Regions from separate parts of the Mus musculus genome. Here regions 2 and 3 are each linked to region 1. A link is a loop called in an ENCODE intact Hi-C map of the cell type or tissue named here. Cell type or tissue: left cerebral cortex. All regions are shown on one strand.

Evidence for each region. A loop is a pair of places that touch in the nucleus more often than their neighbours do. Peaks named below come from ENCODE experiments on the same cell type or tissue, not always from the same donor. Only the 100,000 strongest peaks of a DNase experiment are listed, where the experiment ranks them.
Region 2: it touches region 1 in a loop (2.4-fold over the local background); 3 of 42 quality-filtered maps call a loop at or near these places.
Region 3: a loop joins it to region 1, with 2.1 times the contacts of the local background. A loop is called at or near these places in 2 of 42 quality-filtered maps.

Annotation. Positions count from the first base shown.
Region 1 is chr6:116,334,912-116,342,911 of GRCm38, reverse strand. It overlaps Marchf8 (membrane associated ring-CH-type finger 8), which reads right to left and starts at 4,890. Exons shown (of 8, transcript NM_001302383.1): 1 at 4,697-4,890; 2 at 4,422-4,526. In left cerebral cortex, a CTCF peak has its summit at 4,632; DNase peaks (open chromatin) are centred at 4,507 and 4,924; H3K4me3 peaks cover 1,991 bases; H3K27ac peaks cover 831 bases.
Region 2 is chr6:116,420,616-116,428,615 of GRCm38, reverse strand. Alox5 (arachidonate 5-lipoxygenase) reads left to right here. Exons shown (of 14, transcript NM_009662.2): 4 at 1,351-1,473; 5 at 4,373-4,479; 6 at 5,301-5,473. It overlaps Gm38880 (a long non-coding RNA gene), which reads right to left. Exons shown (of 5, transcript XR_869387.2): 2 at 7,897-8,000. Among named protein-coding and RNA genes, the nearest start is that of Gm38880, 11 kb to the right of the region's middle. In left cerebral cortex, CTCF peaks have their summits at 136 (motif pointing left) and 4,742; a DNase peak (open chromatin) is centred at 4,737.
Region 3 is chr6:116,402,186-116,410,185 of GRCm38, reverse strand. Marchf8 (membrane associated ring-CH-type finger 8) reads right to left here. Exons shown (of 8, transcript NM_001302383.1): 6 at 6,586-6,766; 7 at 4,404-4,551; 8 at 646-4,161. The coding sequence ends at 3,860. It overlaps Alox5 (arachidonate 5-lipoxygenase), which reads left to right. Exons shown (of 14, transcript NM_009662.2): 14 at 1-115. Among named protein-coding and RNA genes, the nearest start is that of Gm38880, 7.0 kb to the left of the region's middle. In left cerebral cortex, no CTCF peak of the experiment used is centred here; a DNase peak (open chromatin) is centred at 4,233.

The sequences.
Region 1 (8,000 bases):
TTCAATATAGTGCTCAAAACACTAGCTAGAGCAATAAAACAAGAGGAGGAAATTAAAGGGGTACTAAGAGGAAAAGAAGTCAAATTACCCATTTGCAGAGAGGATACACTATACATAAGAGATCTCAAAATTTCATCAGAAAACTTGTAGAAATAATCAAGCCTTCCAGAAAAATGGCCAGCAAAATGGCCGGATACAGATCTCCTTACACAATTCAGTAGCCTTTCTTATTTGTTTGTTTGGTTGGCTGGTTGGCTGGTTGGTTGATTGGTTTTGTGTGTGTGTGTTTGGTTTTGGTTTTCCAAGACAGGATTCTGTGTAGCTCTGGCTGCCCTGGAACTCACTCTGTAGACTAGACTGGCCTCAAACTGAGATCCAACTGCCTCTAGCTCCCATTGCTCAGATTAGAGGTATACACCACCACTATCTGTTCAGTAGCTGTTCTGACACCGATAACAAATACTTAGAAAAGGAAGTTATGGACAAAATCCCATTATCCTCAAAGAAAATAAAATGTCTAGGAATAAACCTGACAAGGTGAAAGACCTCTACAATAACAACTTCAAAACTCTGAATAAAAAGAATGAGAAATACACTAAAAAAATGGAAAGATCTCCCATGCTCATATATTGGTAGAACTAATATTGTGAAAATGACCATTCTACCAAAGCAATTTACAGATTCAATGTAATCTCAATAAAAACCCCATACGCTATTCTTTACAGAAATAGGAGGGAAATTCTAAAATTCATATGAACCACAAAAGATCCTACAAAATAAAGCAATTCTGAGCAAAAAGAATGATATCAAAGGGATTGCCACTCCAGATTTCAAGTATATTACAGAGCTATCATAATACAACAGCATGATCTTGGCTCAAAAATAGACATGCAGATCAATAGTAAAAAAAGAGAAGATCAACAAACATTCCTGGGAAAACGAGGACAATCCACAGGGAGAGGGAGGAGAAATAAATCACACAGGGACATTTGAAAAAGCCATGGGAAAGCAGATTATTTTGTTTACTTAAAATACACATAATACATAAAATACATATAATGTGTAGAAATGCATGTGCATATATATGTGTGTACTTAAACAAAGTTATTCCACTTGGGGTAACAACACTCCCCCTCAAAAACTACAGACTACCTAACAAAAATTCCAGTGACAATCATGAAAGAATCCTTTGGAGTGGTTAGTCAGGAGAGCCCAAGAGACTACCAAAACAATGCAGGCTATTGCCATTGCTCTTGATCACCTCCCAAAGTTTGAAAGTAACTCCATTTTGCTAAAGAAGGCACATATTTCTGACACAGGACTTGGAGGAATTAGGCTAGCTGTGAAGACCTCTTCCTTAAGGACTAGCTCTCACAGTACTGGAAGGTGCTATGCAATTTGCCAATGGAGGGAAATGATGCAACAATACTATCCAACTGTACCACCTACAAACCACAGCAATGACCAGAAAGACAAGATATTCCAAAAGGTGCAACAGAGATGTGGTGGTTTCAATGAGAATGACCCTATAGGCTCAGATATCTGAATGTTTGGTCTCTAGTTGTGGAACTGTTTTGGGAAGGATTAGGAGGTGTGGCCTTGTTGGAGGAAGTGTGTCACTGGAGGTGGACTTTGAGGTTGCAAAAACCCACACCATGCCTAGTCAGTCAGTCTGCCTATGCCCCCACCCCCCACAGCCTCCATCCCCACCCCCACCGCCCCTACCTCGTGCTTATGGATCAAATGTAAGCTCTCAGCTATTGCCAGGCTGTACACCATGATGGTCACAAACTCACCCTCTGAAACTGTAAGCAAGTCCTAAGTTAAATGATTTCTTTTACAAGTTCCCTTTGTCATGATGTCTTTTAACAGCAATAGCAAAGTAACTAAGGAACCAGCACTTGGATGCTGAGAGTAACCAATAGCTATCTATTTGGACTTAAAGCAAGCTCAACAGGAGAGGAAAATGTCTCATATTATAAATCTAACCAACTACCCCTGACTGGTGAGGTCTATGACCCTAGAGAAGGACCTGCTCTAGTAAATCAGCATAATTTCTAACTGCATTGTAAATACCATCATACTCACAAATAAGTATAGGTCTCCCTCCTTATCACAGAAGCTTCTTAAAGTGACAGACAGGAGCCAGTACAGAAAGCCACAAGGGGAGCCAACTGCAGATAACGGGCTGTTGGGTGAACAACAGCCCTAACTGATAGATCTACAACACAACCACAATGATTCAGGGAACAGATCAGAAGACAGAGAGCAAAGATGGAGGAGCCAGATGCCCAGGTTGTCTGCTACATGATAGTGTCTTCTGTATGACAGGGACACTGCAGCCACAAAATCTCATCAGTAAGGTTTCTTAGGGAAGACCTGAACAATGGCAGCATCTTTTGATATAACAATGTGGATGAGGGAAATCTCACAAGACCCCACCCTTGGAAGAAGAGCTACAGGCAATTAATCGCTGCTGAGAGAGAGCAAACCAATCTTCTCCAGGGATAAGTTCCCTGATAGGTTACCCAATCCTCCAATCCCAAATGGTCAGCCTTAACCACATATACATACAAGAAATACTAAAGGAACAGAATTCATGTGTTCATGTGTGTATGTAAAACAATAATAAAGACTACGAGGCTAAGAGGCCATATGTTTCAGAGGAAGCTGTGGGAGCAGAGGGAGAAATGGAGAGAGAGGGGACATGAAATCAGTACTCACGTGGGACGTTATAAACAACGGGCTGTGGGCTGCAGAACCAGTCACAGAGCAGTTACCTGGTTTGTGTGAGAGCCTGTGTTTAATCCTCAGAAAGAAAAGTGAAGAAACAGAACATGGTAGAGGAAAAAGAGGGACAGAACTCCTGTGACAGAAGATGCCCTTCAAGCAGATGGCTCACCCAACAGTAAAGAGGGCTCTTCATTTCTCGCTCCCACTGGTTGATTGTTTTGTTATCCGAGACTGGACAAAGGCCCTGTGCGTGCTACGCGTTCCCCCTGTTACAGAACCACATCTGCAGCCCCCAACAGGGAAGCTTAACAAGAGAATCTATTCCATCCTGTCTGGGCCTTGAACTAATTTCTCCTAATGCTGGTTTAAATGACATAGCCATGCTGGACTTAAAACACTCACATTTAGCAACAAGAAGCAAGGAAACCTTGTCTTCAAATAAATGATAAATTTGTTTTTAGTTTAGGTACATTCCACATATTTTGTGTTTACCTAAAATTCATATTTAATTGTGAATCGTGTGTTTCATCTGACAATCCTGGATGTAGCCAAGACATGCAACACAGTTTCATCGTCTGCCTATACTTAAAGAGAAGGTAAAGGAGGGAGTTGTCTTGGAAAAGACAATGTACCTCACCTGGGTGTCACAGACATTAGACGACCAACAGCCACCTCCTCACAAAGGACAAACTTTTTAAAATGTGTTCTCTGCCTCTATCTTCCCACTGCCAGGATCACAGTGCGCCACCGTGCCCAGCGATTTTCCCTGCTAACATCAAAGTTCAGTACATCTCTTATCAATAAAGTCTCCAGAAACAAGAAGTTAGGAAAGTACACATGGCTCTTTATTTTAACTTCCTCAGTAATTTCACACTCTGCATACCCTCATTCACTGCATCCAACAGGATATTTCGTTTGATTTTATTGAACATAGGGTCTCACACACTGAATCTCTCAAAATGCAAAATTTTCTTGCTTCAGATTTTCAACATTTAGTTTTTAAAAAAAAAAGTGTCCACATCATTCCATGTATAGTTCATACATTCTTTTTCACAGCACGTGATTTGAGTATTCTAAATGAAGTATTCCACTCCCATTTTGAGTAACTAACCAAGCAAGTACATGTGAAGTCTACTATATAGAAGCACGATTGCAGTCCCTCCTGGGGCTGATCAGAAATACTGCTGTTTTTTCCAAGAGATAAGTTATATATTTATTATTTCTCTAATTGCATAACATATAATCGAACAAAATAAAGAAAAAAAAAAATAATGGGAAGGGCCATACTTCATACGTATCTTGAGACATCATCAAATTAACAAAAACATAAAACGACAAAAAAAAAAAAAAAAAACCACTTCATAATAAATCTTGACAGCTGTATGACCACTGTGTGTCTTTACGTGGGGGAGACAAAGAAGCAGAAAAGGGCTGGCTTTCTTTCTTCCTTTGTTGTTGTTTTTTTTTTTTTTTTTTTTTTCAAATGGGCTTTCAGAGAAGCGTGTTTTCTTTTTAAGGGAGGTTTAGCTGCGTTAAAGATACGTGAGAAGAACGTGAGCCATTATAATCCTCCCCTAATAAATTCCCTATTTAAAAAAACTTGACTCAGATGAAGGAGTCCAAAAAAAAAAAAAAAACATTTTTAAAGACGAGCAAATGGGCGGCGATTAAAATGTAAAGCAGCCTACCTACGCTTTGCCTCCAGCGCTTCTACTAGAGCAGCACCGTCCAGACGCCACGTCAGGCACTCAGACACCAGGAATCCACACTTCCATCTCGGACGGACGCGGAGACTGAAGCAGAGGCAGGGAGGGAGGGTTGCCCGGTGCGCGCCCTCACAGCCCAGCCCGGGCAGGACTTCACCTGAGAGAGCCCGAGACCTTCGGCCGCCCGCCGATAGGGTGACCGGACCCCGCCCCGCAGCACGCGGCCTCTCCCCGGCCCGAGACCTCCGCGCACCCACCTGTCGCGGCCTCCCAGCGGCCACACCCCTGGTGGCCCGGAGCGCGCGGCCCCGCCACGCCGCACCTCGGCGCGAGCAGCTCAGGTGGGCGCGGAGCTCCACGCGCGGCCCGCTTCCTGCATGACCCGGGCCGGACGCAGCAGGGCCGCTGGGTCAGCGCGCAGCCTACACCACCCAGCGAGAGGACGCCGACTGACCGGTCACGTGACGCGCCGGTCACGTGCCCCGCCGCGCCTCAGGCTAAAAGCGTTGCTTTGGCGACCTGGGGCGCTGGGAAGGCGGGGTAGCGGCGGCGGCCGCCTGGTAGACTGGCGCTGGGTGAGGCTGCTGGTAGACTCCGCCCGGCTTCACCTTCTCAGTGTAGAGAAAGGTAAACCTTCCGGTGCGCTAGCAAATGAAGTGGGAGCGAGAACTACGCGGTAAAACGTTTGTGTGTATGGACGAGCAGGGTTTTTTGTTTTGTTTTTTCTCTCACTCCCTAACCTAGAGAGACTCTGAGTGTATATGGTATGGATATGTAAATATGGTATTCATAATTTTTATGAGGATATTTCTGTCCATGTAGACAAGACGTATTTGACTCTACTTTGTCTACATTAAACTCATCCCTGATTATACCTGTACACTGGTGTTGTGACTTGTCCCCACCACAGTACTGTTGGTTGGACCCAAAGATTCTCTCAGAAGCTATCATTCCTAACTTTTACAATTTCTTGACATTCTAATTTTCCTAAGTCACATCTTACAGAAGGAGAGGTTTTGGCCACTGGCAGTTTTATTTATCCAATAATCTTTATTACACGGTACATTCAAGGTATTTTTTTTTAAATTCATGAGAGATTTGTAAGGCAATCCCTGCAGTACTCCACGATTTTCTATTGTCTAGAAGTAAGTCTGTTGGTTTAGCTAATCAGGTTACTCAGCATACTCAAATATGCTGGTCAGTTTGCATACTATGCTGTTTAGAGAGCAAACTGTCAGGAGACAAAACATCTGGATCCATGTAGCAAAGCAAAAAATGGGTCCATTCCTGTAGATCACCTTGAAAGCAACATTCATCTAGAAGATGGAATGGTGAATTTTTTTCGTGCAGATTTTTGCTGTGGGAAGCAGCAGCTACAACCTGAGAGAATCCTCCTGCCCTGGTGGCAGGCTTTCCTATAAGGCAGGACTAAACTTCCATTAGTGTCGTACATGGGCAAGAAGAGTCAATTAAGTGATTTGGGGGTGTGGGAGCCTGCCATCCGAAGTGACAAAGATTTCCAAGTTCTAGAAGTGTCTGAGTAGTTGTGGAGCTGGAAATATTATTTAGGCAAAGCTAGAGTCTCCTAACACAAGGATTCCCTACCCAAGAGATTTCTGAAGCCTCTCTTCATCTAAAACAAAGCTCTGAGTCCTGAGACCAAAATCTTGCATCTGTCCAAACAAGGGAACAAACAGGAAGTGGGAAGAAACCTCTGTACTTAGAAGGTAAAGCTGCTAAAATAAAGAAAAAAAGCAGTTGCTTTGAGGTGACCATTTGCTCAATGCAAGAAGCCTCGTGGCCTTTGGTAAAAATCCTCCTGTCTGTGCTAAAGGGGATGACTTCCCTCCTAGACTGTAGATCAGGGGATGCCAAGTGAGGCATGAGCCAGGGGGCCAATGTTACCCTACAACTAGTCACACTCAACTCTTCAAATGCTTAAGCACACGTTTATCAGTTACGGGTTCCTTGCAAACAAAAGATGCTGTTACAGTCGATGTTAGTGTGCATGTGTAATTTCTGCCCCAGGAGGTTTTCAAGAGATCAGGAATTCAAGGTCAAGCCTAGACTACATAGTTGACCTAAAAAAAAAAAAACAGTGACAAAATATACTGCTGGTGTCTATGATCATAATGGCATTGAACAAGGTGAATCTGAAGTGTGAGGAATAACAGAAACAAATTAAGAGATGAATATCTATATCTTAACTATGCTGTTGAAAAGCAGCCCTTGAATCCACACTTCCTGATTTTAAGTCTTGGACAGCTTTCCACAAGAGCAACACCTGGGATAGCTTGTGAAAGAGGTTTCTTGTGGCTCCAGAGAGTCCAGTCCTAGATGACCTGACACTTCTCCTTCTTTGTAAAGACTCATTCTTCTAGAATGAGGTGTTTAGACAACTCTAGAATGGAAAAAAATCCAAAAGTGGGCATGGAGGCACATGCCTGTGGCCCCATCTATACCAAAGGCTGAGGCTGGATATCACTGAGTTGAATCAAGCCCTGAAGCTAGCCTGAACAACAGAACAAGACTCTGTATCCCTATAAGAAGAAAAGACACATTGCTTTCAGTATTTTAAATGGTTTTTAGTTTAGCATCTCATTTTTTAAACTCAAAACTTAAGATGAAGGTGGCTATATCACAAGACCTAATCACACTCAATATTTTGGCAACAGCACAAGAACAATGTGTCCTCAATTCACTAACATTTGTAAGCATAAATTAAATCTGTCTGATTCTGCCTTGTTTAATCATTCACTAACATCGTTAGCACACAATCATGGCCTTGCCATTTTAAGTGCTAATCTTAATCATGACAATTGACTATATCTGTTATTGTTTATGTGATTTGATGTCTTAAGTATTGACATCTGTCTTCTAGATTTCCTTAAGTCTCCAAGCAAGATCATATCCCCTGTACCGGCTAGGTTTGTGTGTCAACAAGCTGGAGTTATCACAGAAAAAGGAGCCTCCCTTGTGGAAATGTGTCCATGAGATCCAGCTGTAAGGCATTTTCTCAATTAGTGATCAAGGGTAGGAGGGCCCATTGTGAGTGGTGCCATTCCTGGGCTGTTCTGGATTCTACAGGAAAACACACTGAGCAAGCCAGTAACATTCCTCCGTGGGCTTTGCTCCTGCTTCCTGACCTGCTTGAGTTCCAGTCCAGACTTCCTTGGTGATGAACAGCAGTATGGAAGTGTAAGCTGAATAAACCCTTTCCTCCACAACTTGCTTCTTGGTCATGATGTTTGTGCAGGAATAGAAAAGACATCCCCTTAGTCCAGACAGGCTAAGACTCTTTTGATGTTAGTAGATATGCTCAACATCCGTAGTAAGTCTAAAGAAACTTTAACAGATGGAGCCTCCACCTTCTGAGGCACTTAAGGTTCAGAGGGAAATCAGGAAGACTAGGAAGATATGAAGCCATGGGTCCCCTCATGTGTACTCTTTGGTTGGTGGTTTAGTCCCTGGGAGCTCTGGGGGATGGTCTGGTTGGTTGATTTTGTTGTTCTTCCTATGGGGTTGCAAATCCCTTCAGGTTCTTCAGTCCTTTCTCTAACT
Region 2 (8,000 bases), 86 kb before region 1:
GATAGACAGTGGGACCACAAATAGAATTTTTCAATAAAAGGCAAACATCCAGCTTTTTCCTCACACTCTTGACCTGAAAAAGCCATAAAGGCCTGGAGAGTATTTCTCCCACCAGTAGGGCAGAAGGGCCCCCTGCTGGTGGACTGGCCAACAAATCGAAAGCCTGCTCAGGATATTTACCCTGAGACAAGGACCTATCAATCAGCCCTCTACTCTTTGTTCAAACTGATGAACCTTAAACTGGGGGAAGCACGTTCCTCAAAGACCCAGAAACCCCCAATTATGGAGGAGAGACTTGATTTCCGACAATGCTCTTGGACCTATAATATTTCAAACTCCACAAACTCATCAAAGTTTCAATCAGTCCATCAGTCCCATTTGTACACTCAGTTTCTTTCCAGGGATGTTCATTTCTAAGAGGGTCCCTGGGCTAGCCAGACACCAAGGAGAAGACGAGGAGTCTGCACCAGTGGGAGCACAAGGTCATGTTAAAGTGCTGAAGACTTCTTGATGCCCAAAACCTGCATCCCTAAAGGGAGCTTTAATGGCAAGGAAAATCGGGAATATCCATGAAAACTGAGCTCAGGGTGAATATTTCAGTGTTTAAGCAAAACTGATTTATTTTCTCTGTCCCAAATGAATGAACATGATTTTGTTTTCATTAGTTTGTTCTCAGAGAATGTTCAGTAAGTGTTCAATGCATGAAGGCTGTAAGAATTTAAACGTGCTCACTGGAGTTGGTGTCTGCTTCTCTCCAGAGGGAACAACTTTGGTTGTGGCTACCTCTAACCGGGCTGGAGGCCAGATGTTATAGGGGCATTCCCTCAGTGGTCTGCACCCAATGTTCTTTCTCACTTCCTTTAATGCCCTCTGATTCCACCGTGAAAACTATCTCCTTCCCCAACCACCACACACAGAATCAGGATGTGCATTGACCAAGCTGGCAGGACATTTGACACTGGCTGAGTGTGGCATAGGAGCCTTAAGCCCTCTTCCTTTGACTGTCTAGACAGACCCCTCTTGGGGGCTGGGGCTGTTCAAAGTCACCTGTATTAAGTGAGGTCTCTAGGATCTCCCTCGCTCCTTTCTATTCATGAGTGCACATCTGTTCCACTCACTAACTCTTTGGTATAAGCCAGTCTCATAGCTCTACTGTTGTGATCATGCCATGGCACAAATGTTTGCCATTCAGCATTGGAAAGATTCCTGGCACTTCCACTTATAGTGCATTGAGCTTATAATGGGAAATAGACCACCATATACAACTTTGTCTGCAACATGGCAGCCTCAGCTCAGGGGATAGCCAAAAGGGCCACCTCTAACATAGTGTTTTCACTTTTCTCATGCTAGATGGATGGAGTGGAACCCCGGCTTCCCTTTGAGTATTGATGCCAAATGCCACAAGGATCTGCCCCGAGATATCCAGTTTGATAGTGAAAAAGGAGTGGACTTTGTTCTGAACTACTCAAAAGCGTAAGTTTTAAGAACTTCAGGGTATGAGTGGCTCATCTGATAGCTGGGGATGGGAGAGTGTTAGGACTTCAGGACCACAAAGAAAGAGCACACCATTCCACCTCAAGTGTCTGGACCAGGAAAGCTGTACTCTTGATCAGAAGGGCAGCCATACACCAAGACAGACATTGTATTTGCTTATTCTAACTCAGGTAGTGTCTGTATTCTCCCCATTGACTGGGATCCAATTCACGGCCTTAATGAGCCAACCTGAACAGAATTGGTACACAAGAAATGAAGGAAGGGGAAAAGGGTCACTGATCCAGGTCATCAAATGCCTAGAATACAGCAATGGACCTTGGTGTAAATAAAGATTTCGTTGGGGAAGGGGAAATTAAAGCATTTCCATAGAAGTCCAAGGTTATTTGGGGAGGGATGGTAAAATGAGTTTAATTCCTTGTCCTGAAGGCAAGTTGTAGAGCATCTGATAGAAAAGACTCGTATTTGTTCTTTCTTATAGTAGGAAAGGCCTTTTTTATAGGACTTGGGCTGGGGGAGCAGTTCAGCTGAACACCATTCCCCATGCGTTTGCTCTACCCAGGCCAGGAGGTAGTCTCTCATCGAACAGTTGCAAGATGACTTATATCTAAACAGCCTTGACCCAAAAGTCTTCTAGCACCTACAGCCCCGTGCTTTCAGCTAAAAGCAGAGGCTGTTCTTACTTACAACACTCCATCTCCACTTCCAGTTCACTCCTGTGGCCAGTCCATCAGAAGATGGAGTCCAGACTGATGCCAAGAGGCAGGTTCCACAGTAACAGTGACTCAGATGACACTGTTGGTCCCATGACTTAGATTCTTGTTCATTTGTCTTAAGGACCCCATGAAGTAGGCATATGTGTTTATCACTGTTCTGGTGCTGTGAAGAGACACTAAGACCAAAGCAATTCTTATAAAAGAAAGCATTTAAGTGGGAGCTTGCTCACAGTTCCAGAGGTTAAGTTCATTATCATCCTGGTGGGGAGCACGGTGGCACACACGATGCTGGAGAAGTAGCTCAGAACTTTACATGCTGAACCACAGGCAGACACAGAGAAAGACCTGGATCAGGTGTAGGCTTTTGAAACCTCAAAGCCCAACCCCAGTTTCCTCCAACAAGGACACATCTATTCCAACAAGGCAACATCTCCTAATCCTTTTAATCCTTTCAAATAGGCCCATTCCCTGATGACTAAGCATTCAAATATAGGAGCCTATGGGGGCCATCCAAGCACCATAGGACATATTGTCCTCTCTGCAGTTGAGGAACCGAGAAGGAATAAGAAGGTTGAGGACCTTGCCTAAAGTCCTTTGCTAATAAACAACAGAGACACTCAACTCTGGGTTACATGTCTGCACTAGAGTTGCTGCAGGATGCCAGCACAACCATGGATACTCTGTCAAAGAGTAGACTCTTTCAGCACCAGACCAAGGTTAGCAAGGACACCTTTGATGTTATACTTTGACTCTTAGAGAACTTTTATACTCATACAAACCTAGAAAACCCTAAACTCTTGAAGCCCAACTGAGCCTTATACTCCCCCAGGAACTTTTAGCACTTCCCAGCACACAGCACATCCACAGACAAGTCTCAGAGAGAAGGACTTGGCTACCTACACACCCAACAGGCAGCCAGGGCTGAGGACCACAAATCAGTCTGCTCCATCTGGGTGTTTTCACAGCTATTGTTGGTCATTTCTAGGTAAGGAAATCAAGAGTCCAGTGGGTTAAGATAAAGTAATTTACATATATATATTCCCATACATAAATAGATGATTTATATATAAACTAACTCTGGTGACCTGAATGAGAAATGACCCTGTAAGCTTGAGTATATGAACACTTAGTACCCAGTTGGTGCTGGCTTTAGAGGCATGAAGGATGCAAGAATGAAGGGATTGTGGAGTCTTCCCCCATGGTTTTAGAAAGCCACTAAGGCAAGGCACTGTGTGGTACGGATGTCCCTGTGTGAAGACCACAAGAGCAAGAGGCTCTGAGAGGCTATTGATCAAGCTATACAAGTGTGGCCTTGGCTGCAGTGGAGACACCAAGAGATTGGAGGTGTCAGAGCTGAGAGATACATACATAGGAGAGCTGCTCACATAGATTGGAATCAGCCAAAGAGAGAAATATATGTTGTAGTCAGCAAAGTTGGAAGGGAAGAGCCATTTAAGCCCTTTGACAATAGGCATAGGGCTAAAGGATTTGGAGTGTGCCCTGCTGGGTTTCAGTCTTGCTTTCATCCAGTATTTCCTCTCTATTCCTGCTTTCCTCTCTTGTGGAACGGTAATGTATATTCTTTGTGGAAGTATGTAGTTTTTTTTTTTAAATGGGGGTTATAATTAAGAGATTGCCTAGAGTCTCAGAAGAGACTTTAACACAGAACTGAGCTTGCAAGACTCTGGGGACATCTGCAGTTGGACTAAAAGATTTTGAATTATGATATGGCACAAACCTACAGGGAACCAGGAGTTGAGTGTGGTTTAAGTGAGAAATGTCTATAGAACTGGCGTAGGTAATATTTGGTGCTCTATTTGGGAAAGTTTAGGACGGGCAGCCTTGCTGCAGAAAGAATGAACTAGGGGCAGGTTTTTAAAGTTTAAAGTCTTGCCCCATTTATCATTTGTGCTCTGCAAAGGAATGAATGAACACATGCAGAGGTGGGATTCAGAGACATTCCAGAGGGCATAGGCCTGGTCTCTTACACAGCTGGGGTGCAGTAGGAAGAGCGTCTGCCACAGGATAAGTTCTATCCTGGTCCCACAAGGCCAGCACCTACCTCTTGGAACTGCCTGGGCTATGAGGAGGTTCCCAAGTATGAAGTAAAAACACTCTGCGATGGCATAGTGGGTGGGCAAGGTGACCTGTCCCCTGGTTTGCAGGATGGAGAACCTGTTCATCAACCGCTTCATGCACATGTTCCAGTCTTCCTGGCACGACTTTGCTGACTTTGAGAAAATCTTCGTCAAAATCAGCAACACTATATCTGGTAAGAGGGTTCTGTGGACGGGAGAGTTTATTTTTCTGTCTGAGACTTGCAAACATCCAACCCATGCACCCCCTCGACATCATCTCACCAGAAGTGTCAAGGCCAATGGGACTTTTTCTTTACATACATAAATCATTTGTGGCTCTTCTGCTCAGACCCGAGGCAGGACTGGGCTACATCAACCTAGCATTGGAGGCTGAAATGATGGCTGAGCAATTCTGCTCTTGCAAAAGACTCAAGTGCAGTTTCAAACATCCACACTGGGTGGCTCACAACCACCACTAACTTCAGCTACAGGGCATCCAAAGTCTCTGGTCTCTGGAGACACATGTGCATGAGTGTGTGTGTGTGCTCACACACACACACACACACACACACACACACACACACACACACACTTAATAGTAGTAAAAACAAAATTTACAGCAATGGGGTCCTTAAGACCAAAGTTCATTTAGTTGGAGCCCTGGCACTGTCCTGGACAGTAATAGATGGAGAGTCATGACAGCCATCACTCTTCCAAGAGGCAGGAATGGTTAAAGATGCTGACCTCAGAACAAGGGATCAACATTCTCCCCTCTCTTTTCATGCTGGGCGGAAGGACCGGAAACCTTGAGAAGAGCAAGTGCCTGGAAATCTTACTGTTCACTAAGGCATAGCTCTAGGAAAACTAGCTCTATAGCCTGACTCAGCAATGAGTAGGGACACAGCAAGTAGGGACATGGCAAGTGAGAAGATCCCGATACCTACAAAGATTTGTCCTCCTGCAGGATCGTGGGATCCTGCCCAGCGGTCCTATCTAGAGGTCATTCTCTCCACAGAGCGAGTCAAGAACCACTGGCAGGAAGACCTCATGTTTGGCTACCAGTTCCTGAATGGCTGCAACCCAGTACTCATCAAGCGCTGCACAGCGTTGCCCCCGAAGCTCCCAGTGACCACAGAGATGGTGGAGTGCAGCCTAGAGCGGCAGCTCAGTTTAGAACAGGAAGTACAGGTAGGCCAGCTTGCTGAAGACCTAGTCTTTCCACAGTAGCCACTTCCTGCTGTCCAATGCTTGCTGGTCCCCAGACTTTTACTGGCTTGTCTGGTTGATTGATTGTGTGAAATCAGTAGTTTCTTCATTTTTCTGGCTGCAGCATCCAGGAGGATCTTGGGCACTGTGCAAGCCACATGCAGTCACAGGAGGGGCTGCATCTACACAATCCTCACATCTGCAAACACAGTGTCAGTGTTGTGTTCAATGTCCATATCAATAATTACTTGACATTCCCTGTGATAGGTGTGTTCTACACATAGTCACCCAACTGTCATCTGCTTTGCAAAGGTGAGGAAACTAGAGAAAGAAGTAGACTTTGTGTAGGTAGAACTTACTGCTAATTAGAAACATAGGCACTACCTGTCCCTCACACACTTTCCCAAGCCAGTCTTTCCTGACTTTCACTTGCAGGCTCAAGCCCTCATCCCCAGTTCCAAGGCTGATCTTGTCTTGAGTCGGATAGAGTTTAAACCAAATCGGCTTGCATCTGATGGAATCTTCCAGGCATTACCGTGCTAGATTTTATTTTGCTTGCTGAGAGTCCCAACAACCCTCAGCATACTCCCATCTCCCCATTGCAGCTAGCACCACTGGGCCTCCATCTCCAGCTGTTCATGTAACCTCCATTGCCTCTGTTCACCCTGTCTAGGTACCCAGCCCACATGGAGACTCCAAACACATACCATTCAGGCCTAACTTCCTGCCTACATGACTTTGGGGGTTACTTAACCAACTGAAGTTGGGGTCCTGATCCACATGGAAAGTCCTTCCCCACTCATCAGGACCTTCATGGGATCTGACATATTTCTAGGCATGCAGACAGCCAGCAACAACAACTCCTTACACCCACCCCATGCACAGAAATAAGCATGTCTTAGAACTAAGAGGGACCTAAACCTCTGCAATTGCCCCTAGCTACCCAGAAGTAGGACCTTGCCTGTTCTCCAAGACAAGCCCCCTACCAACTCCAGGGGAGGTGGCTTATGGGTTATCTTCACTTTGAGCTGACCCATCAAACACATGATAGTGATGATGTTCTGCTGTGGTTTAGATCATGAGGCAATAATCTAACAATCTAACAGCCACTCCTGATTAGACTCAGACTGACTACCTTGTCTCTTATACTGTCACCAACTAACACACCAGAACAGTTCACAGGGCCCTCCATCATTCTTGACACCTTTCTTTGACAGCCTCAGTGACATGTTAAACACCAAGCCCACGAGTTGCTTTGTTTACAGTATTGAGAAGTGGCCCCAGAGCCTCACATGTCTTAGAAAGCCCTCTTCCACTGAGCTATATTACCAACCCCTAAATATTTTTTAAAAATATTTTCCAGTGAAATTTGGTTTTGGAACATGATTGGAAGAACCTTTCAAGGACCCTTTTCCCCCCATATATGCAGAGAGTAGCCCCCCCCCCCCATCTCTTCCTTTCCAGGAGAACCCTGTCCTGGATGACAATGGCTAGTTTGCCCAGTGTTGAACTTGATCTAAATGAAGTCCTCCAGCTGCATCTGCATGTCTGACTTCTCCTCTCTCACTCTCAGAGTGGTCTTTCCGCTTCTTTCCTGAGCATTAAGCAGCTTTCAGGCACAATGAACCTGAGTCAGTTGTGGCCAGTCTTTCATTTTAGCTTTGAAAATAATTAGAAAGCAGAAAATAAATATGTAAGCCAGCTTTGGAGCTGGAGAACCAGACCCATGCATTCTGAATTCCATTTGTACCCAAAGCTTTAGGGTAAAAGCCTGGGTTCCCGAGGCCCAGATAGACTAGGTTTGGCCACCCAGCCCCACACACAAACAAAAGAGATAGGTAGAAAGGGAAAAAACAGAGATTTAATCAATATGGACACACAGGGGGAAGAGATAATGAGGTCCAGTGACCCCCTAAATCCATCTTGGGGCACTGTCATGAGTTTTAAGTTTAAATAGAAGAAGTTCTGGCCTAGGGGACAAGATGTGGCTAAATAAGAAGTCCCAGTCTTTTTGACCTATTTTTTGATACTGCAAGTATCAAACAATAGCAAGTCTTCATTACTGATTGAACATACGGATCTAGTTTCCACAAGATTACTTCTGCCCCAGGCTCTGTAGTATTGCTATCCTGGTACAAGTGTGTGTGTGTGTGTGTGTGTGTATCTGTCTGTCTGTCCTGGTAGGTGTTACCTGTTTACCTGTTTCTGGGACACAAGACTGTGACATATTTTAAATTTTTGCAGCAAATATTTTGGTTCAAATAAACCTCTGAACCATGAAGGAGGAAGCTCAGAACTTCTGTTCTATATGATACATGAATGGATCACTGCAGAAACATTCCTGTGTTGAATGTAAATGTAAAATGTATTATGTTAATATACTGCAGGAGAGAATGAGGGCTTACCTTTGTACCCTTGGCCTTGAAGAGAGGAAAGTAGGTTAGACAGACTCTTCCAGTGACCAGCAGGCTGACTTGCAGAGTCTGCAGGGGTGTGACAAAGGCAGGAG
Region 3 (8,000 bases), 67 kb before region 1:
TCTACTACCTCCTCCAACTGACAAGGTCTTTGCCCCCCACTCCATACCAGTGGCCCTTTCTGCTTTTGTAGACAATACAGGTATTCTAAATTAAACACACAAATCTAAAGATCTGAATTTATGCTATGATTCATATATGAGAACACATAGCTCGTGTCTGTATCCAGGTCATGTCCTTTAATATTGTGTCTCCATCCATTTACCTGAAGATTTTATGTTTTGGCAGCTGAACAAAATCCCATTATAAATAAGTACCACATCTTCATTATGCATTCGCCAGCCAAAGGCTATCCAGGCTGCTTCCTTGTCTCTGCTGCTGCCTTCACGAATGAATGACAGGGCACCCGCCTCATCTGTCCCAATGCCGAAGGCTAGCACGGGCATCAGTATCTGCATCTCCTCCTCTTACTTCCATCTGGCTGATGCTTGATCTCTTAAGGCAGGTTTGTAAGGATTAAGTGAAGTAACCCAGACACTAAAACAGTTATCACATGGACCTTAGCATCAACGCAAATCCCCTTCCACTTCCACTCCTCTTACTTCTGGGCCCTCTCTCTTCTCCCTATGGCCTCATTATTCTTTACTGATATGTGGGCGGGAAAGGGTATCCTAGCTTCCCCATTTGAAAACACTCTCATCACAAAATTCCTTTGTAAAGAAAGGCTTTATTGCTAACTTTAGACACCCCGTATATAGCACAAACAAATCCCCTGTACAGAGAATTATTCAAGCAGTAATACTGAGAAACAATGAACATACACAAAAAGATTAAAAAATTAGACATTTAGATTACTAGAAATTTTCCAAGAAAAATTTAAAATGTGAAGTGCTTTTTAGAAACTACACTACACACACCAGTGTAAATTTGGTTTTTATTAACAATCAACTTGAAACGTTGCATCTAAATGTGCACCAGTTACATGCCTTCGTCACTCACTCCCGACACAGAGACAAGTGCCTTTTCTCTCCCTATGCTTTGGGCTTTCCTTGAGCTGCAGCTATAAGCTGCATTATTCCAAACCAGATTTGAACAGGTAGAATGAAATATATACATGTGCATCTAACCACACCCACAAGATTACAGCTCTTCACCCTGCCCACACAGCCTTTCCCCTCTGTCACTTAGATACTACCCCAGGCCTTGAACTGTCCTATCCCCCACCGCCTGAGCCTGCACATCTGTGTCCACTTGGACATACCCACAGGTTTGAAAACTAAGCCTACTTAACGAAGAGTGTCCTGAAGCCAGAAAGGAGAGACAGAGAGACCTAGACTAAGAGAATGTTTACATTTCCAGGAAAATCTTGTGATACACTTGAGCATAACCCTCAACTACTCACTTGTGGCAGCTAGAGTCAAAGCTGTGCGAATGGGTCTATGACATACGGGGTAAAGGCCAAGTTAGAGGGCTGCCAGTGACACCCTGAGACGACTTCCTTCTTCATTTGACCCACAAGCACAAGCCCTCCTGGCCTGAGGTCTCCCTCATCCTAGATCTGCTTGGTCTAGCTACATGCCATCTTCCCACTATATCTAAGCTCAAAGTGAGGAACAATGGGGTAGACAGATAGCCCTGCAAAATTACTCAGAGGCCAAAGAGGCAAGGACTAGGAGAGTCTGGGCAGACCCAGAGCTCTGCCAGATGCTTCGCAGCCGTGCCTTGCCAGTCTCCTGCACTGAGTCACATGTGTAGTTGTTTACTAGATCAGAGAACCTTCAGGGAAAACGAGCGGGGGAAGGATGAAGGACAGAGTTCATCAGAGAAGCCAGAGAAGAGATAGCATCAGGCCTTCCTGAAATAAAGGGAACAACATGAAGCCATGCTTCCAAAGCCACCTATCTATGTGGGAGTACAAGTCCCCTAGGGCAGCTGTGCAGAGACAACCCCCATTGAGGGACACTTTCTTCTCTACAAATGCCTCCATCTTCATTTGACTGCCCACCCAATGTTGGAACATCTTGTCACAGACAGATGGACAGGGTCAGAGACTCGCCGCAGCAGCTGCTAAAAGGAATAGTCAGAGCTTAGTGGGCAGTCTGTAGCTGCCTGGTGTCCTCACTGAGTGTGAGTAATTGCACTTTGGGGCACAGTGAGCACAGGGAGGCTTATGTGGTCTGGGAGAGAGAGGGCAGGCTGACCTAAGGGGTGGGCCCATTAGATAATGGCTGAAAGCCCTGGCAGAACAGCTCCACAACTGAACTCCATGACTCCAGGGAGTAGACAAGGGGATAACAGGACAGAACTTGCTTCCACAAGCCTTCTAGCTAGCCTCCACATGCTTCTGAAAACTAAGCACGGGGCTTCTACTAGGAACTACAAAAGATTCATCTTCGGTTTGCCTCAGTCTCTGGAGAAGACAGGTGAAGCAGCCAAAGCTCAGGGAGATGGACCCTAGGCATTGCCCTGGCCACCTCAAGAGAATCTGAAGACCCTGGAGCCGACAGCAGCCACTTGGAGAGTAGTACACTTCTGCGGTTCCTCTTGTCACATTGTAAGTTGACTATTGCCTGGCACTTTGACAATGGCCTTCAAGAAAAAAAATGTTCAACAAACTTTTTAAAGGGGCAATGGCCACTTAGCAGTAGTGATTTGATTTTGTCTGTCTTGTGAAAATATCGCGCAGGAGGTAACCCCAAGACAGAATAGGTCACATTGGAGCTAAGGACCCTAGTGATCCTGTCAAGTCTGCTTAAGGCAATAAGTGGGTATGAGGCCAGGTCAGTGACACAATGGCGATGCAATTAGCTGACTGCTCACCCAAGACCTCATCCCAGAGCTGGTCTGTTGACCTCCCAGCCCTCAGCAATGACTCCACAGAACTTTGTCAGCACAGGGGACAGCAGAGGTGGATCACAGGAGTGTCCCCAATGTGTACCCACTCCATCTGGAGACATCTGTCAGTCAAAGGAGCGTTTTTTAAATGCTCACCCTGATTCAGATTCATTACATCTCAAAACCCTTTCATTTCAACGCTCACAACAAAGAAATGTATGGGTGAGCTTGTGAGATAGGACTTTTCAGGAAACAGGCTCAAAACCAGAGGAATTACACTCTTAGCATCCATTAATTCCCATGGAGTCTCAGACCTGTCTGTCTTGCTTAAAGTCTGAAGTCTTTTCTGGACATGGAAGGACATCTACTACTCAGAATATATAAGGCAGAAATGGTTTCAGTTCGATTTTGATGCAAAGAGATAACAGGCAATAAAGAGAACATTTCTAAATGTGACACGTGTTTAAACATGTCACTCCCATTAAACACAGGAATTCCAAAATAAAAACTCTCATAAAGTGCTGTTTTCTCAGTGAGTCACACACCAGCAGACACAGCCCAAGGCCTTGTCTGCCCCCCGAGCAAGGTGGTGGCATCAGCTGAGCAAGGCAGGGGCTGCAGGGCTGCTGTCTGGAGGCACTGCTCCCTTGCCACTCCTAGCTCTCGTTAGTGTGAGGGACCCCTCCCAGCAGCAGCAGCCCTCCCGCACCATGCTGCTCTGTCCTCTGGGGACCCTCCATCACCCGCCTCCTCTCCCCATGCTGCTCTGTCTTCTGCTTTAGCTTTTTACTTCCATAATCTATTCAAGACCAGGGGCTGGAACTTAGCCAGCTCCTTGTCATGGATACATGGGGTCTCCCACCTTCCCAGACCACAGAGAAGCCTGGCAGAATGGAACCCAGTGGTACCTGCCCCACAAGAATTCTAGGACATTCACACCAAGGAGGGTTGAGAAAAAGAGAGGCCACTATAAATAGTCACCTGCCCAGTCTATGCTATTAAACGACAGAAAGAAGGAACACAACTGGCAGCAGACAAATTCCTTCAGCTGTTGGTGGACATCAAGGAAATGACACCCTCACATGGTCAGACGTTAATAATTTCTGCTCCAGTGTCTTCAGGCTCTGTGCAAGAAGAATTTGTGGTGGAATGACACATTCCATGTCCTTCTTTATTTTCAAGGGTGGGCTCTGTAAGTGCAGACTTTTCAAAAATATTCTTTTTACTTGTTTCTGGACAGTTCTGAACATAGATCACTCTATTGTAAGCCTTGAGTCTTTTCCATAACTGTAGGTACACCTTGCACTGAACATACATAAAGAGAAGTCCTCCAGTGAAGCCGATGGCCACAACTACCAGCTTCGTCCAGAAAGGCCACTCTAGGATTCCTGCAGGGGAGACTCAGTTAGCTCATCAGGAGGTCTCATGTCAGAAGGAAGCAGGACAGAGCTTCTGAACGCCCACAACCACTCTGTACATTTCTGACTCATCAAGTCCTCCCTCCCCAAAAGGAGCAGGAAGTGTTCTCAATGTAGTTTACTCTGCTCTCTCAGGAAACAGAGCTCTAAACCCCAGAACCTCAGTCCCCAGGACCTGTGTACAGCACTCACCTCACGGCCCATATACTCACCTGTTACCTGACCCTGCTTGATTTCCTCTGCTGTGCGGTCAATGAGCACATACAAGGACCAGACCACACAGGTGATAGCAATGACATGGAAGGTCACTGAGCACATGATCTTCCTGCGCTCACTGGCAGTCATCTGCAACTTCTCCCACTGGAAGACAACACAGGGATATGAGGCTCAGCTTCAGAGCAAAGGATCACAATGGGAAGCAGTGAGCGTTGCCCATGGCTACGAGAGGCTTTCCTTCCCTCCCTCTCCTAGGCCAGATCAATCTCCCCACACACACAAAACTACGTTAAGCCAGTTGGCTTCAATGACATAGCGGACAAAGCCAACTTTCTGTGCAATGAAGAGAAGCCAGGACTGAGACGAGCAGTGGCCTCCCATGAGCTAGTTTCTTACTCCTGCAGTCAGACAATGAAGACTTGACAAAAGGAGTACGGCAGCTGAGCCGCAGCTGCTAGGGTCAGGTCTGTGCTAACTGGTGACACCACAGCACACCAGGAACGGGTCTCATCGGTGCTGGAAAGGGGAATGGCAGAAGGCTCTCACTCTTTGGTCCTCTGCTACTTTGGTAGCAACAGCTTGAAACCGATGCTTAAGAGTTCCTGACCATGGGATGGATCCCCGGGTGGGGTAGTCTCTGGATAGTCCATCCTTTCTGGGAAGAGAGGCCCCTTGGTACTGCAAACTTTATATGCCCCAGTACAGGGGAATGCCAGGGCCAAGAAGTGGAAGTGGGAGTGGGTGGGTAGGGGAGCAGGGCAGAGGGAGGGTATAGGGAACTTTCGGGATAGCATTTGAAATGTATATAAAGAAAATATCTAATTAAAAAAAAATCCTGAACAGCCAGGTGTGGTGGCGCACGCCTTTAATCCCAGTACTCGGGAGACAGAGGCAGGCGGATTTCTGAGTTCAAGGCCAGCCTGGTCTACAGAGTGAATTCCAGGACAGCCAGAGCTACACAGAGAAACCCTGTCTCAAAAAAAAAAAAAGAGTTCCTAACAAGCAGCTCTGCCAGTGCCATCCCTCTAGGAGGTCATTAACTTATCCGGACACACTGGCCTAGTCATTTACTGGTTTCCAAATCAGAAGACAGAAAAGTAGAAAGAAGAAAGTGTAAACATTTTGCTTATCTTCTGCTAATGACGGGTATAGACTATCAGGCTAAGTTGCAAACAGAGCTTCATTAGTGATCTATACTATCCAAGTGTTACAGGATCATGTGACAGATTACACCAAGTAGGTCCCAGGAGCCTCTGACCAGGCAGAGCATTTTCTTGAGCAGTTTGCACCTGCCTTCTCTAACATCCAACTGCTTTCTGTTGGGGTTTCAGAAGTAGCACGGTTCCTGAATCAGCACCTTGTGTCTTCTGTGCCTGGTTCTCACTCTTTCCTAAGATACCCATGGCTCAACCCTTTTACACTCCCGCAGTGCTCACATTCACCACCTCAGTGGATACTTTTCTCCACAGGCAATCTGGCCCCTGCCTGTTAAAGCCTGTTCACTCTGCCTGCAAATCATACACACTGGGGAGAAGCACTCCCCAAGCCAAACCATCTACAATGCCCCTCCTCCCATGAGACTGCCCCACGAGGAGCACTTCTTTCTGTGTGCTCCATTGCCAGCTAACTTAGCATTTAATCGGCCCCATAATAATAAGTTCCCTAGCAACTTATATATTAATGCTTTTGGCACAGTAGGAGCCTTTTTTCTCCTTCCAAATATGATCTTTTGTGCTGGGCAGAGAGAGAAGTATGAAACTGACAAGTATGGATGGGAAGGCAGCAGTGACTTGGGGGACCTCCTTATGTAGTAATCCTTTCAGCTAGCAAATACTTAGCACAGACATACAAACTGTGCTGAACTAGACTCAGTGTTGGAGATACTCATCACTAAGTGTCCTAACAAGAGACACAAAACAGCTGACATATAAGAAATTAAATGCTGAGCAAGATGTCACAAGATAGTTGGTGGTCAAAGGAGAGAAGAGCAAGAAGAAAACAGTGTCAGTGTGATGGAAAGAGAAGCAGCATGAAGGAAGGCCAGACCTGAGCCATTACCATCAGAAGTAAGGCTCGACAGCAAGCACTCCAGCCTCAATTTCTAAAGCAGTGAACACAGCTGCCCAGGTACAGTCTGAAAGGACGACTCTGCCGAGCACCCACCCCCTTCTCACGTACTTTCCTCAAAGGTTTCAGCTTGGTCTCCATGATGAACTCGTACTTGCAGAGTTCACAGCAGCGTGTGTCAGAACTCTTGATCCACTGCTGCAGGCAAGCCTGATGCACGAAATGGAGGCTCCCTGTGCAGTGACAGGGGGTGATCAGAGGGCTCTCGTCATCCCCTTCACAGTGGCAGATCCTGTGGTGGAAGGGAACTAGTCAGTGAAAAGAGGAGCTCTAGGAGGGAAGATGGCGCTGCACCAGAAGGCCAATTCCTCCACAAACCAAAGTTCAGAAATGAAAACCGTAAAAGTGACTGTCAGCACAGAGACACACAAGCACGAATGAGAAAAATCACGATTAGCTGAACGTCAGCTTACCACAGCAGCAACGTCAGGATGGCAGTTGGCAACGGAAAGGGAAGAACGATACAAAAAATGACAAAATAGGCATTTTTAGGGAAGACTTCAAACTTTCAAAGATAAAATTTAGGCAACAATAAAGACACCTTCCAGAACATAAGACATTAGAGGGAAAACGTCTATGTAAACCAAAACAAGCACTCTCACCTCCAAAACACTACAGTGGCTTAAAAGGCTTGCTTGCTAGTGAAATCACACCCTCAAGTCACATGCACAACAGCCACACCCTCCCACCCTCTCTTGGAAACTGAGCAGAGACCAAGTACTTTGTATGCACTTAAAACTCACCATGGTTCTGCAAATTCCTTTCTTTTGGGTACTCTCAGAGCACTGAGTGAGAATTATTAAAGCAGTCATTATTTCTAAGGAACCATCTTGGATTCAACCACTAACCTCCATGAACTTAGGCTTTTGAGAACAGAAATGTTTTCCAACAGCTGAGCAACAGGTAGAACTACTATTCTGAAGAGGGCCTGGCCCAGCCTGGCTAGAGTAATGGGTTACTTGTGTCAGGAACAGGTTTTCTGATCCAACAGTAAGAAATGTAACGGCTGGCACTGGGAAGGGAAACTGAGGGAGGCACAGCATTGGGGTCAGATGAGACCGACGAGGATGCTGTACAGGAAGAGAGTTGGGAAGAAGAGTTTGGACTTGGACAACACCCCTAAGGTAAGAGGGAGGCAAGAAGGGAAGGAAGGGTATGGGCAGGCCACTGGAGACCAGCCCCTCCCACACTCATGGGGGCAAGCAAGTACTATTTCTTTCCACATATTTAGGCAAAGCATGCTTATTTTACTCAGAGGAGTCGGCAAGGCCTTTAATATGTGTAGTTTCTGCATCTTAGGAAATTAGTTTGCAAACGGTGTCACTGTATGGAAAACATAATTTTGCTCTATAGCTGGCAACAGATGTCTTGCTACTTCACTTTCCAGAAACTTCACATATTAAATCAGGGTAATGAGGTTATAAAGGTATTAGCAGAAACAGCCAGATGGTGGTTCCTGGCAAACC